2 separate regions of the Mus musculus genome follow, and region 1 is linked to region 2. Evidence: chromatin contacts called from ENCODE Hi-C or POLR2A ChIA-PET data. All regions are on one chromosome and are shown on one strand. The core of a region is the stretch at or near the end of the contact, and the rest is flanking DNA. Distances in the headings are between cores, read along the strand shown. Region 1 has its middle 13 kb from the start of Gm38137. Region 2 holds the start of 2310016D23Rik (a long non-coding RNA gene).

Region 1 (7,134 bases), core at 3,621-6,120, 71 kb before region 2:
CCTGCCTCAAGCAACAGCAAGCCTGCTAGGGAAAACCTCTGATAGAAAACTGCAGATGCTTCCAGTGGGGTGCCATTGGTATCTATGATAACGGGATCTGTCAGGGACATTGGCAGATTCTGCTCCACAGACAAGGTTTTTTCCCCCTATGGAAATTTCAGAGGTGAATAATAAAAAGCAAGCATTATAATTGCAGACAGGGACAACACTATGAAGACAATACAGCCGTGGAGTATGGTTGCACTTGGCTGTGTTTGTGGGTTGAGCTGTGCCCCTCTCCCATTTATTGAGGTTCTAGTGTCCAAATCCTCCTTATAGAGGTAACCGGGTTAAAATGAACACATGGGCGTGAACCTTACTCCAGTGAGCCATAGCCTGATAGAGGAGGGGCTTTGGACAGAGGCACCCATAGAGGAATCCAACAGGATAAAAGGAGATGCCTGCCAACACGCAAGCCTGAGGACAGCCTGTAACAATCTCTAGCTCACAGAGGGAAACAAACCTTTGTCTCAGGTTTCTCTCCACCAGGAGATACTTAGTGTCTATTGTTTAAGCCACCTAGTGGGAGATACCTTATTAACAAAGGCTCTAGCAACTTAAACACTCTCTGCCAATTTGACCCCGTGGCTAGGGAAATCCCCTCTTTGGAGGCAGCTCTTAAGGTGAGGCCTCGTTGAAAAACAGTTCCGGTCCTGTGTAGGTCTGGGGCAGACCACTTTACATGGAGGAATAGCAGAGACAGTGCCATGGGAAGAATTTGGTATACTCAAAAAAATAGCAAGAGGGTCACTCCAGCTGGGTTTGGGGAGTGGGAGGGGGATGAGTTCAGGCTGAGGCTTGAGAGTCTGGCAGGAATGCTAAGCTGTGCTATGCCGTAGAAGCAAGCTAGGACTTAAGCAGAGCAGAGCAATGGTAGGGGTCGTCATGCTTTGTAAGTACTCTCCTCAGTGGCCAGTAAGTGTCCAGGTAAGGGGTAGGGGTCAGGATCAGAGGCAGAGGACCAGTGAAGAGACTACTTCCATTGTCCAGGGCAGAGACGTTAGGTTAACAGGTCAGAGGGACATCGAGGGTTCCAATGGAAAGAGAAAGAGGAGAGAACAAATTCAGGTATCATTAGGAATTGATAAGACTTGCTGAGGAGAGGAGATAGGAAGTCATCAGAGACAGCTGTTTGCTTAAGACACAGCTGGCAGGTGGTTAGTCACAGGGGGTGGGGAAGCCTGGAGCAAGACAAGGTTAAAGTCACAAAAGGAGACTTGCTTTTTTCTTTTTCCTTCCAGACTTCTTGCTAAACTGTTTCCTGTCTCCCTTCTCTCTATCCACAGGCATGTTGTCCTTTCATGATGCCTTTCTTACTGCTCGCCGCTCTCTCCGCTTGCTCCGTGTGTAATTTCATACATTCCCGGGACTCCACTTAGTACCACCTACAAGCCAATCACTGTGATCTATGGACACTTAACCCAAATCCTCTACAGAGTTCCAGAACCTCGTCCTCAACTGTCTTGTAGATTCCACACCTGGAAATTCAAGCTAAGAGTCCATTCTAGCCACACCCACCCTCGGGGCAACTTATTGCTGGAGCTCTGCTTCGAGGCTTCTCCATTCTTACTTCCTCATAGTTCTGCTCCATACTTCCCCCACACCCCTTGATTGTTTAGTAATGGCTATAAGAGAGGCCCCTGAGCACGGACTTAAAAGGGAACAGTGGATGGAGGATTGCAAACGGTGTTGATAGCGTAACCAAACGAGCCGGTCTCATCTTTGAGACATTATTCTTAGATTATGTGAAACATTGTGAGCTTATCTGAAGGGATTAATGGTTGGGTTGTTTCTTAATGGAAACACGTGTTCTAAAGGAAAGCAGAGCGTGTGGGAGGGGAACCCCTAAACACCAGGAGCTCCATATTTGCATACTACTGCTGCCCTTTGCTTGCCCTTTGTTTCTGGCTATCTCAGAGTGACAACTTTCCTCTTAAGTCACATGGCTGTAGAGTTAATATTGTCCTTGCACAGCTCACACAGCTGCTTCATTATAGTGGGCAGAAGGAGCTGATTATCATCAATAATGTTGGGGAAGAAATGGATGAATTTAGATAGAATACCTAATGAATATGACATAATAATCAAGAATCAGGTCAAGGGTTTAGTATTTGGATTCTATTAATATTACTCACTATGGTAACACAGCAAAAAAGGCACACAATTGAGAAAGATACCTAAAGCCATTCGAAAAAAAAAAAAAAACCAACATTGACTTTAGACCCTCTCATATTAAAAAGGCATGCAAAAAAAGGTTCACACATATCAGCTTTACTTTCCTTAATTTCTGCCTTGCTCAGCTAGTTATGTTTTCTGCATGTTCCTCATATACACGCTTATAACAAGAGAGGCTTCAAAAGCCCATGCTTTCAAACGTGATCTTTCCCCATTTTTAATAAAGGCTACAAAAATGCTTTTCAGCGATAACAAGCATGAAGGAACGGGGTCTGAAAAAGCTTCATTGTCTGAGGCCATTTAAAAGGCTTGTACTTGTTGCAGTATTTTCATTTGGTGAATATTACTAGTCATGGCCTTAATTTATTAATGTACAGTCTGGAATCAGAAATGCAATCTCCAATAATAACTGCGTGAAAGACCTTTCACTCTGGGGGCAGCGGCAAGCTCGGCAAGCCAGAGGCAAGCCAGAGGCAGTGACACAAAATGAATTCTGATCTATCTTTTTCTAAAGGAAATTGACAGCAGACATTCCTATCTCTTTCTAGCAACTCAAGCTGACTATAATTGGAACACAAAGGCCAGTCATTCAGCTCTCCCACCCCTGGCCTTTCCCGCAGCTTCCACACCACAGAATGAATGCTGGCAGCCCTGAATCATATTCAAGTCACTGGGAATGCTTTGCAGTCAGCAGAGCTTATATTTATGTCTACTTTCTTCATTGCAAGAGTGATTTGCTTGTGTTCCATGCTGGAAAGTCACAGGGCATTATTATTGAAAGGCCTCTGAGCAACCCTGTCTAGACCAGTGGCTTTCAGCCCTGACTGAACATTAGAATAACTATGGGCCTTTTTAAAGAGCTAATGATACCCGGGCTACACCCTCCAAGAGTCTAATTTAGTTGGTTTGGTAAGTGGCCTTGGCTTTCCTAGTTTTGAAAAGCACCCCCAAGTGATTCTAACATACAAATAGCCCCAGTTAGAAACTACCACTCTTTAGAGTAACCTTTTCATTAAATGAGCAAAAGCAGACTAGCCAAGAGGTGAGTGCAAATCTCAATGACTCCCAGGGAGTTCTCCTGCTAAGAAAGCTTTTCCAAGTCCTGTCAGTAAAGCAAAAGATGAGTTGTGGCCACTACTCAATGTTGCAGCCAAACATAGGGGCATCCTACTCTGGGAGAAAATAATTACTATTTTACTTACTAACATTAATTTAAAAATCAGACATATTTAAATCCATGAAGATTTAGATGTTAGCGTGCAGAAAATCAACATGATATGGTCCAAATACATTTTGCATGAAAAGATAAAAATTATCTCTGTTCATTGAAGATGTGTCCAGGGGCTATATGACTTTACTGCCCTCTGGAACATTAGTCAGTTTTATTTTTAAATTAGTAGATGTATCTCAGTATTCATTCTCTCTCCCTGCTTTTCCCTCCGTTCCTTTTCTCCCTACTTCTAATAGGTCATTTGCCTTCTCTTGTCTCACCTTTATAACTAACTTTAGCATCCTTCCAGTTACCTCATTAATGAGAAACAAAACATTGACTTGCTTCCCACATATTTATGTAAAAACTGTGAGTGTAAGATTATGAGAACTATGTTTTGACACTTGAAAAATGATGTAAATTTTATGAGGGCATTTTAAAATATTCAAAAAGCCTTAATTGGTCTATCCAGATGTAATTTACTGTTTGCCAAAAATATTATTCATCAACCACATTCAAAAACCATAACTGCAGAATTATCACTTCGGGCAAAGGCATGACAAAGACCTAGCTGGAAAACATAAAAATAAATGATATTTATACATCATATATATCAAGATATATGATGATTCGCTCGTCCTGGTGATCCCAGTGCTGGAGAACTGGAGGGCTGACCAGCTTAGCTACCATCCAGGCCCAGATCCAAAATCGACATCATCTGTGAATAGATGGAGCATGTGAAAGGGTCAGGACAACAACAGGATAACTGGGAGGAGTCCCAGTAAGGATCCAGTACTGATGGGTAGCAGAAGCCAGAGGCCTTGGACCAGACCAATGACTCATTGCAGTGACCATTTGCAAGTGAAGACATGTGGACAGAGGGGTATACTCTAGGACACACTGGGACACACTTTAGCTTTACAATGAGATGTTTTCTATGCTTTGTTTCATTTTTGTTTGGGGTTGTTTGTTTAGTTGGTTGGTTTTTATTTTATTTTGGGGTGAGTGGGCACAGTTGCAATGGGAGAGGGCAGAAACGAGGGAATGGGGAAATGAGTGGGACTGGGATGCATGATGTGAAACTCACAAAGGATCAATAAAAAGTTGGATGGAAAAAGATAAACGATGGTTGTTTGACACCATGAGAGTGAATCAAGTGATTTGAGCTCTTTAATTTGTCCCAGCCTTCTGTCCGAAATGTTTCTTCCAAGACACAGAGAGGAGGTCTCCTTGAGTTGAGGAGATGGAACAGGAATTATCAGACAAGAAGACAGAGTTCTCAGGCCAGACTATTAGAGAGGGCCCAGCTGCACAGACAACTGAAAGTATGAAGGAGTCTGGTTAAATCTCCAGCCAGTGTCTGAGTAGGATTCAGAGGGAGGACACCCACCTGAGGCTAATGTAGGGTTAGAGGAAGGAATGCTTCTTGCTCACATGGGTGGGAAGTGGCTCACGTCCCCATCTGCCAGAATGGAAAACCTCCTGTTCTCATAGCTCGATGAATACAGAATCTGTAGTGAGGGGAAAAAACTAGCCCCAAAGTAAATGCTGGTCTAAATTTAACTCACAAAGCTTTAATATGCAGTCTAGAAGCACCACACTGTTTCCAGAATTCTGCATACTAGAACCAACACTAAAATATTTATGAGAATACGAAAATAACCACCGGACAACAAGGAAAATTTTCCAACTGCTATCTAATCCAAGATTACTAAGTATTGTGGGGAGCCGTTGCAGAGTGGCAGTTACAGAGTGGCAGTTACAGAGTGGCAGTTGCAGAGTGGCAGTTGCAGAGTGGCAGTTGGCTATTGCTGGCCACCACACATATATAGGCAGTAAAGGTTCTTTTGCCAAGATGAGGTTTTGAGAATTGACCAAAGTTAACCAATCAGATGAGAGACAAGTTAACCAATCAGATGAGAGAGAACGCCTCTCCTAGGCCTATATAAGCAGCACCAGTTCTGGGCTTGGGTCTCTTTGCCTCTGCAATCAAGCTCTCCTAATAAACGTGTGCGGAAGGATCCTGTTGCAGCATCGTTCCTCCTGGCCAGTCGAGCGCGTGCAAGAAAGTATAAAGAAGTAGAAAAAAACATAACAACAAAACATTATCAAAGATGTTAGAATTGTAGACAAGAACAGTCATTCTTGTTATATTCCAAATGTTCAAGACCGTGAAAGGAACTGTAAACTTGTTAATGAACTATATTTAAAGTGACCCAACTAGAACTTCCTTTGATTAAGTGCCAGAAATTTATGATAAACAGTGGGTTATTGATAAATAAAATAGAATTAGTGAACTTGAAAGCACAGCAATATAACCGATCTCTAACGAAACCAGTATTGGGGGGCGGGGAAAGACAGACAGACAGACAGACAGAAAGACAGAGCACCTAAGACCTTCAAGTGGTTCAATACACACGTTATCGGAGAAACAAAACTCTTGAGGGGAAACAAGGGAGGGGGAGCAAAGAAATATTTCAAGAGACAGCTTAGATTATTTTCTTAATTTGATGAAAGTTATAAACCCACAGATCCCAAATACTCACTCAAGCCAAAGCATAGACAACGTAAGAAAGTTTTACTGAGGTCTGTAACCAAACTATCTACACCCAAGAACTGGTCGAAGCCCTCAGAGGAAGAGATCATGAAGGTGCTCTGCCCCCCTGAGACTGAGGAATGCCCCAGCTCTTCCAGCCCTTCACATGCCCCTGGCTACAGGGGTGCCGCTGGGGTCTGTAAGCCTAGAGAACATTTCCTCACCTCCCAAGCTGAACTCAAAATGTAATCAGAATTTCTAGTGTAATCTATGTATCTTTTTCTTTCTTTGTAAATCTCTATCCTTAATAAGGCAGGTTAACTGGGTAAACTGAAATATCAGATACCAATTTTAAAGAGCTCAGGAAATATATTGAGCTAAATAGATTTTTCTTTAAAAATATCAAAATGAATGTAACAAAATCCATTAAGTAACAAAATATAAAAGTAAGTGGTAAAAAGTATCTGCCCTCATCCCTCTGTGATCACCATGGATCCTCAGTCCTAGCCCTGGCTACAGAGTCCTGACATCTTCACAAGGATTCTTTCTTCTCTCCCCTCTGTTTTTCCTCTGGCAGTCCTAACACTCTGCCCCCATTCTCTCTGACTTTATTCAGTGCCAAAATAAGAAACCTCTAAAGCCATCTCTTCATTTCTTGTTTGGATTGTCATCCTCTTCAAACCCAGATTACTTCTCTAAAATGATTTCCTTTGAACTACAAAGGGTTATAGAATAATTGGAATCTTTTAATGAAATATTCCTAATGAAATGGGTAAACAAGAAAAAATGCTAACTTTACTTATTAGCAAGAAATCAGAGGGTTTGCATTTGCTTAGTTTGGGTTTGGGGACATGAGTGTGTGTGTGTGTGTGTGTGTGTGTCTGTGTGTGCGCACGCACGCACGTTTGTGTGTTAAGTGCAATAACATGGAGACTTTATGTTTTAATAAAGCTGTTTTGTTGCCATGGTTGCAAATTTGCATTAACATGTTCACAAGGAAACCAATGTGTGGTATGAATATTGCTCCCACTTTCACATCTGCCCACGTGCTCCAGACAGGGATTGGATAAACTGGCTTCCAGCCCTGATCTCCTCCACCACCCCCATAGAGTGAGCATTTTTCACAGAAAATCTAGAGTTCTCTAGGATATAAAGTTAGGATTGGCTCCTGTTC
Region 2 (7,034 bases), core at 4,382-6,881:
AAATGTTCAGCATCCTTAATCATCAGGGAAATGCAAATCAAAACAACCCTGAGATTCCACCTCACACCAGTCAGAATGGCTAAGATCAAAAAATCAGATGACAGCAGATGCTGGCGAGGATGTGGAGAAAGAGGACCACTCCTCCATTGTTGGTGGGATTGCAAACTTGTACAACCACTCTGGAAATCAGTCTGGCAGTTCCTCAGAAAATTGGACATAGTCCCACCTGAGGACTCAGCAATACCTTTCCTGGGCATATATCCAGAAGATGTTCCAACTGGTAAGGACACATGCTCCACTATGTTCATAGCAGCCTTATTTATAATAGCCAGAAGCTGGAAAGAACCCAGATGTCCCTCAACAGAGGAATGGATACAGAAAATGTGGTACATTTACACAATGGAGTACTACTCAGCTATTAAAAAGAATGAATTTATGAAATTCCTAGGCAAATGGATGGACCTGGGGGCTTCATCCTGAGTGAGGTAACCCAATCACAAAGGAACTCACGTGATATGTACTCACTGATAAGTGGATATTAGCCCAGAAACTTAGGATACCCAAGATATAAGATACAATTTGCAAAACACATGAAACTCAAGAAGAACGAAGACCAAAGTGTGGACACTGTGCCCCTTCTTAGAATTGGGAACAAAACACCCATGGAAGGAGTTACAGAGACAAAGTTTGGAGCTGAGATGAAAGGATGAGCCATCTAGAGACTTCTATACCTGGGGATCCATCCAATAATCTGCCTCCAAAAGCTGACACCATTGCATACACCAGCAAGTTTTTGCTGAAAGAACCCTGATATAGCTGTCTCTTGTGAGGCTATGCCTGTGCCTGGCAAACACAAAAGGATGCTCATAGTCAGCTATTGGATGGATCACAGGGCCCCCAATGGAGGAGCTAGAGGAAGCATCCAAGGAGCTAAAGGGGTCTGCAACCCTATTGGTGGAACAACAATATAAACTAACCAGTACCCCCAGAGCTCGTGTCTCTAGCTGCATATGTAGCCGAAGATGGCCTAGTTGGCCATCATTGGGAGGAGAGGCCCCTTGGTCTTGCAAACTTTATATGCCTCAGTACGGGGTAATGCCAGGGCCAAGAAGTGGGAGTGGGTGGGTAGGGGAGTTTGCGGGGTGAGGGTCTGGGGGGACTTCTAGGATAGCATTTGAAATGTAAATTAAGAAAATACCTAATTAAAAAAATAAATTATAAAAAAGTGTTTGCCATGAAGCCTGATGACCTGAGTTCAAAATTCATATAAAGGTGGAAAAAGAGAATCAACCCCATAAAGCTGTCTTCTGACATCTACATATGTGCCACAACACACACAAACCCCTCACACAACAATAATAAATAATTTTTTTAAAATGACAAGATGTGGTACTACACCCAAAGAAATAAGCCACTGATCTAAATGTGTAATAGCATTTTAAATATATTTTTTAATATAAGCATATATTGAATTTTTAAATGCACCATATTAAGAGTATTTTGAATTAAGGAGTGCAGCAGGAGAACGAGACCACTGGCATAGAAGACTCAGCCTGATTCTGTGCTTTGTGTTTTCAGAGGACTCTGTGAAGTAGTGCAACAGCCCTATTTTTCACATCTCCTGTTGATATCAAAACAAAACTCTACTTTTCCCAGATTCCTTCTAGAACATTCTCATCACCAATTCATACAAAAAGAGAAAGAGGAGAAAGGATTTTTATTTAACTATTTTTAATTTATAATATATTTACTGCATTTCCCCCTCCTCTTTTCTCCATCAAAATCCTCTCATGTATTTCTCCTTACTCTCTTTCAGATTCATGGCCTCTCTTTTTCATTCATTATTGGTGTGTGTGTGTGTGTGTGTGTGTGTGTGTGTGTTCCTAAATACATAAATACAACCCATCAGTCTGTATACTATTGCTTCTATGTGTATGCTTTCAGGGCTAACCATTTGGTATTGGATTTGTTCCTCCCTGAGGAGACTATTTCCCCCACTCTCAGTGTTGTTCCTTAGCTGCCTGGAGTTCTTTGTGTAGGGTTGAGGCCTCATGGGTTCCTCAAACCACCACCATCCACATCAGCATGCCTTTCCATGTTGTCCTTGCTCAGCTCAGTTTTAGGCAGTCAGTTTGGTGAAACATTGTGGGTGTAGCCTCTGACGTTCTTAAGAGACACAACCTCACAGCAAACTCTCTGGCCTTCTTTCCAGCCCCTCTTCCGCTCAGCCCCTGATCCCTGAGCCTCAGGTGGAGGAGTAGTATTGTTGATGTGTCAGTTGGTACCGAGCTCCACAGCTCTGCCTTTTGATTTGTTGTGGTTTTTCAGTTCAAAAAGCAGTTTCCTTGATGAGAGGAGTACATTCTAAATGTATTAGAAGACAGTTAGGGGTTATGCTAATTTAGGAAAGCAGCGATGGTGGTAAGTTTTAAGAGGAGAAAATGCGAATGAGTGCTTGAATCTTCTGTTCTTTTCTAACTTACAGAACCTCAGGAGCCAATGTTTCAAAGAAGCCAGTAACCCAAATGTCATCTCTTCTGAGGTAAGGACATTGTTACCAATATACTGATAACATCTAGTTCTTCAAGTTGTCAGAGACTAATAACTGAGCATACCAAGAGGGTAAGGTAGTGTTGAGTTCTTTATTTCTCCAAACAATGTGAAATTTATGAATATATGTTCATAGATTATAGATAACATTATATATTATATATGTAATCAGTCAACATGAAGTTAATTAGGATTATATATATGCATATAAACATATATATATAATCAGTCATTATGAAGATATTAATTAGGACGGTTATATTTCTCTGAATCTTTTTCTTTTAATTTATTTATTATTATATGTAAGTACACTGTGTCTTAAGACACACCAGAAGAGGGTGTCAGAAATCATTTTGGATGGTTGTGAGCCACAATGTGGTTGCTGGGATTTGAACTCAGGACCTTCGGGAGAACAGGAAGATTATACTTCTTCATGTAATAAGAAAATCCACCTGAAATGTCTTCAATAATAAAGCTATTTGTTGTCAGCCATGTCAAGAAGCTGAAGACAGACACTTTCAGGGTTGCTCGGCCTTCTGCTCAGTTCCCTCAAGGTTCGGCTGCTTTCTCTGCCCTCCTCTCCTGGCCTCAGCCTGCTCTGACCATCGGGCCAATCCTGCTCATTGTGCAAAATCCCCTTGAAGACACAGCAATCTAAGATTCAAAAAAGGCATTCTTTATTTCCAAATGTCTTTTAAGAACAAAGAGAAACTTTCCCAGGGGAGCTTTGGTGCACACTCACGGCCTTATTGGTTAGAATTGTGTCACGTGTCAGCCAATCCTGGATGAGAGGGTTACCATCACTCTAGCGTATGCCTACCGTTATCCACTCTTTGGATTTCCTGGAAAGCATAAGTGGGAAAATAATACAGAGTTCTGTGTGTTGCCAAGCGAGAGGACACAGTTTTTGATTTGAGTGTAAGAGGCATGGTAATAAAATGCACTTTGACATTTTTAAAACCTTGTAAATTGCTAACCGGGCGGTGGTGGCACACGCCTTTTATCCCAGCACTCGGGAGGCAGAGGCAGGCAGATTTCTGAGTTCGAGGCCAGCCTGGTCTACAAAGTGAGTTCCAGGACAGCCAGGGCTACACAGAGAAACCCTGTCTCGAAAAACCAAAAAAAAAAAAAAAAAAAAAAACTTGTAAATTTTATCAGTAGTTTTCAAATTTCCCAAACCTTTTAATAGTACCTAGTTCATCTAATTTATCAAAAGACAAAACAGTTTTTGTGTGTTTTTCAGATAAAAGGTTGTATATTTACCTATCCACCTGTTTGTTCACTCAGTTAAAAGGTTTTAAGCACCAATATATTATACTCAAGATTTAATATACTATGAAGAATTCAGAAATCACTAGATTTATACTATCAAGTATTATTATTATTATTATTATTATTATTATTATTAGAGAAATGTCTATCTTTAAAAAAACAATGAAATTTTTCATGCTATTACATGAAGGTGATTTTCAAATTAAATTCACACAAGAAAGCCCATATAAATAAATATTTCTACCTTAAATCCACAAGTATTTCACTATTTATTTAAGAAAAAGTGACACATAATTTTTAACTAGTGGAGATAATGTGTACAAGAAATTGTAGGCTTTTTCAAATATTCCCAGCTGACAAAAACCTCAAAAAATACACATGTATATAAAAGCTATAATATGAAAAAATAAAACAGTTGTAATGTGGGATATAAAAAGTACAAGACATCTACACAGAAGTCCCTTTGTCTAATCCTTTCATATAGTAGTGAGTAGAAACTAGAGACAATCTGCCGTTGTCCCACCAGAAGGTTCAAGGGCAAAGACAAGAATTAGCCCCAAACTTAGTATTCTACGGGGCACAATAAGTCATAATTTCCCCCTGAGCTCTAAACCTGGAAGTTTACTTTTGCATTACTAACCTTAATTCACGAAACAAACAACCTACTGAAAGAGGCCAGATTTGAGGGGCAATGAAGGTTAAAACAAACAAACAAACAAACAGGAGAGAGGTGCTTGTAGGAGCTGGGACCTCTCTTCCTGTTTTGTTCTCAGTGGTTTTCATCCTAGGTTGCTTCCTTTTGAGACTGAGAATATGTCTCTCCCTATAAAGCTAGTAACCAAGCGGCAGAAAGATCGAAGTAGGCTCCACAAGATAAGTACTCTCCTGTCACAGCTTCAAGAGGAGGCTGAGCAGATTTAAGTCTTTCTTATGGCCTCTGTAGAGGCCCTGGGAAGGAACTGAGTGAATAACCTACACAGCAGTCCTACACACTATATAAGAAAAGTCTTGGAGGTCCTAAGGCTGTTCACCCAGACTGTAACTTGAACACATTAGTGTATCCTGGCTTTGCAGGATACACCATTCTGAGAGAGGTGTGCCTGCTCCTGGTATTACAGGCTGTTTGCATATTAAATCTTAGGTATTACAGGCTGCTTGCATATTAAATCTTAGGTATTACAGGCTGCTTGCATATTAAATCTTAGGCATCTGACCTTTTGGGGAGCAATTTCCTATTCTTGGCTGCACAAATGAAGCTAAATCTTACCCTATTTCTAAAATGCCCAGATAGAATGAATGAGTGTATGGCTCAGAGTGCCCCCACAGGCTGTTTCCAGAAAGAACTATTTGTACCTTGGGTGTAACCAGCAGCTGTAGACAAACAGGGTGGAGCAGCGATAAGGGATGACAAAGGCCGGGTCAGTGTCTATGATCTGTATAAAGCTGACTTTCACGCCTACCTGTGAAATGCCAAGCTTTAGTTTGCCCTTCCAGTGGGCAGCAGCAGGGGTTGCGGGTGCGGGTGAGGGTGTGCTCTCCTGGTCACCTATAAATAGTAGCTAAATTTAGATTTGAAAAAGTCATGGAAAGTGGTAGGAGGCCAGTCCTGAGACAGCTGCTTCTGGTCTCTGCTCCACCCACTCCACACTGGAGCTGAGTGTGGTCCATTTGGAAGGATTTGCAGGGTAATTCGTCTTTTTCATTACCTTGGACACGGGCCATACCCCCCCACCCCCACTGTGAATAAAAATTTATTTTGTTTCCTTGGAGATTGCATGGATTTGATGGTTGGACGAGAGGGAAAAGAGCAAAGAAAATGTAACAGTAATCATTGGGCTTTTAGCACTAATTTCCCGAGGATGCTGTCATCTTGAAATTCTCGTCCCCTTTGCTTTTAGTTTCCTGTTTCTCCTCCCCAGGATAGCTCTCTCTTGGATAAAGTCTCTCCCTCATTCTCTGCAAATCCTTGCCTTTTTTTTTTTTTTTAAATAAAGTTACTTGGACACTCACACTCCCAAGAGGTCTTTACATGCACCCAGACTGATCCCTTCTAGATGGTGTCTGGCGTTCAAAGACAAGCTCAAAGCTTAAAAGTGGTGCCTTGGTTCTGTCTCAGAGGTCAGCAAACTGCGGCCTACAGGCCAAGTCTAGCCACTGTCTGACACTGCACAGGCCATGAGCTGAAGAATGGATTGTATGTGTACATACGGCTAGGGTGATGGTGCAGCAATCAGAGGAATCACAATATCTGGCAAGAAAATTAAAGGAGAATCAAATACCAATATCCATAAGTAAAAGCTTGCTGAAATACAGCTAATCTCAGTTGTTTGTCTACAGTGACAGACTGCAGTAGCTACAAGAAACTATACAGTCACCAGAGTAACAGTAGATACACAATGTCTAAGTTCTACAGTCAGGACTAAGTAGGTGCCTTAAGGTGAATAGAAGGAGGTGAAGGGTTGTAAAATACACTCTGATTGGTCCACGCAGAGATAAGGACAACAGCGTTGCTCTATCGTTTCTCCTGTACCCAGTCCGCTTTTCAGAGCTGGGAAGACGGTCATCAAAATGTTGTTGGATGAATGAAGAAGAAGACAGGACAGAGAGGCACAAAGCAAATGAAACATGAGTTGCACCCTGTTTGGAATGAAAAAGCATCCCCATGACAACCTCCAGCTAGTCTTGCTTCATATCATCTATATCACTGGTTCCCAGACGTTAGCAAAAACCCTCACTTTGGATGCCAACGTATCGAATGCTCAGTGTGTGCATAAGAAATTGAAAAAAAAAGTCTGTATGAATCTGGCTAACTTTGCTGATGCTAATTCAAACCCACCTTTCTGACCCTCTTCCTCAGTCACCAAATGTACATCAATTTAGTCTAGACACTAAACTCAGATGAGGAAGTTATCAAGGGAAAGGAAATCAAATGTAAACTTCATAAATAAACCTTTTGTTCATCTCTCTCTCTTCTTCCCTCCCCCTCCCTCCCTCCCTTCCTCCCTCTCTCCCTCCCTCCCTCCCTCCCCATCTCTGTGCTTGCAGGTGACACCCACACATATCCTTCAGCGTTGGCAGAGATGTTCACTCAGATAATGACTGGAGTTCATGCTACCTGTTCTCATCTTCATGTGTCATCGTCACCATGCAAAACCACAACTATAGGAAAACAGAGCTGTTTGCTGCTCTTCTGTCTCAACTGACATTTCCAC

The links. A loop is a pair of places that touch in the nucleus more often than their neighbours do. ChIA-PET counts read pairs that join two places held with the same protein, here RNA polymerase II (POLR2A).
Region 1: POLR2A ChIA-PET joins it to region 2 with 36 read pairs in embryonic stem cell. The contact joins the enhancer-like site here to the promoter of 2310016D23Rik in region 2. A Hi-C loop is called at or near these places in 2 of 37 maps with a recorded cell type or tissue (T-helper 17 cell and gastrocnemius). POLR2A ChIA-PET finds 5 or more read pairs at or near these places in 3 of 5 experiments (Patski and embryonic stem cell).

Annotation. Positions count from the first base shown.
Region 1 is chr1:60,847,040-60,854,173 of GRCm38, reverse strand. No RefSeq gene overlaps it. Among named protein-coding and RNA genes, the nearest start is that of Gm38137, 13 kb to the left of the region's middle. Within about 2 kb of position 4,870, at least 1 of the 3 ENCODE cell types and tissues checked has a DNase peak (open chromatin) inside an H3K27ac peak, as active enhancers do.
Region 2 is chr1:60,777,058-60,784,091 of GRCm38, reverse strand. It overlaps 2310016D23Rik (a long non-coding RNA gene), which reads right to left and starts at 5,631. Exons shown (of 3, transcript XR_865459.1): 1 at 5,176-5,631.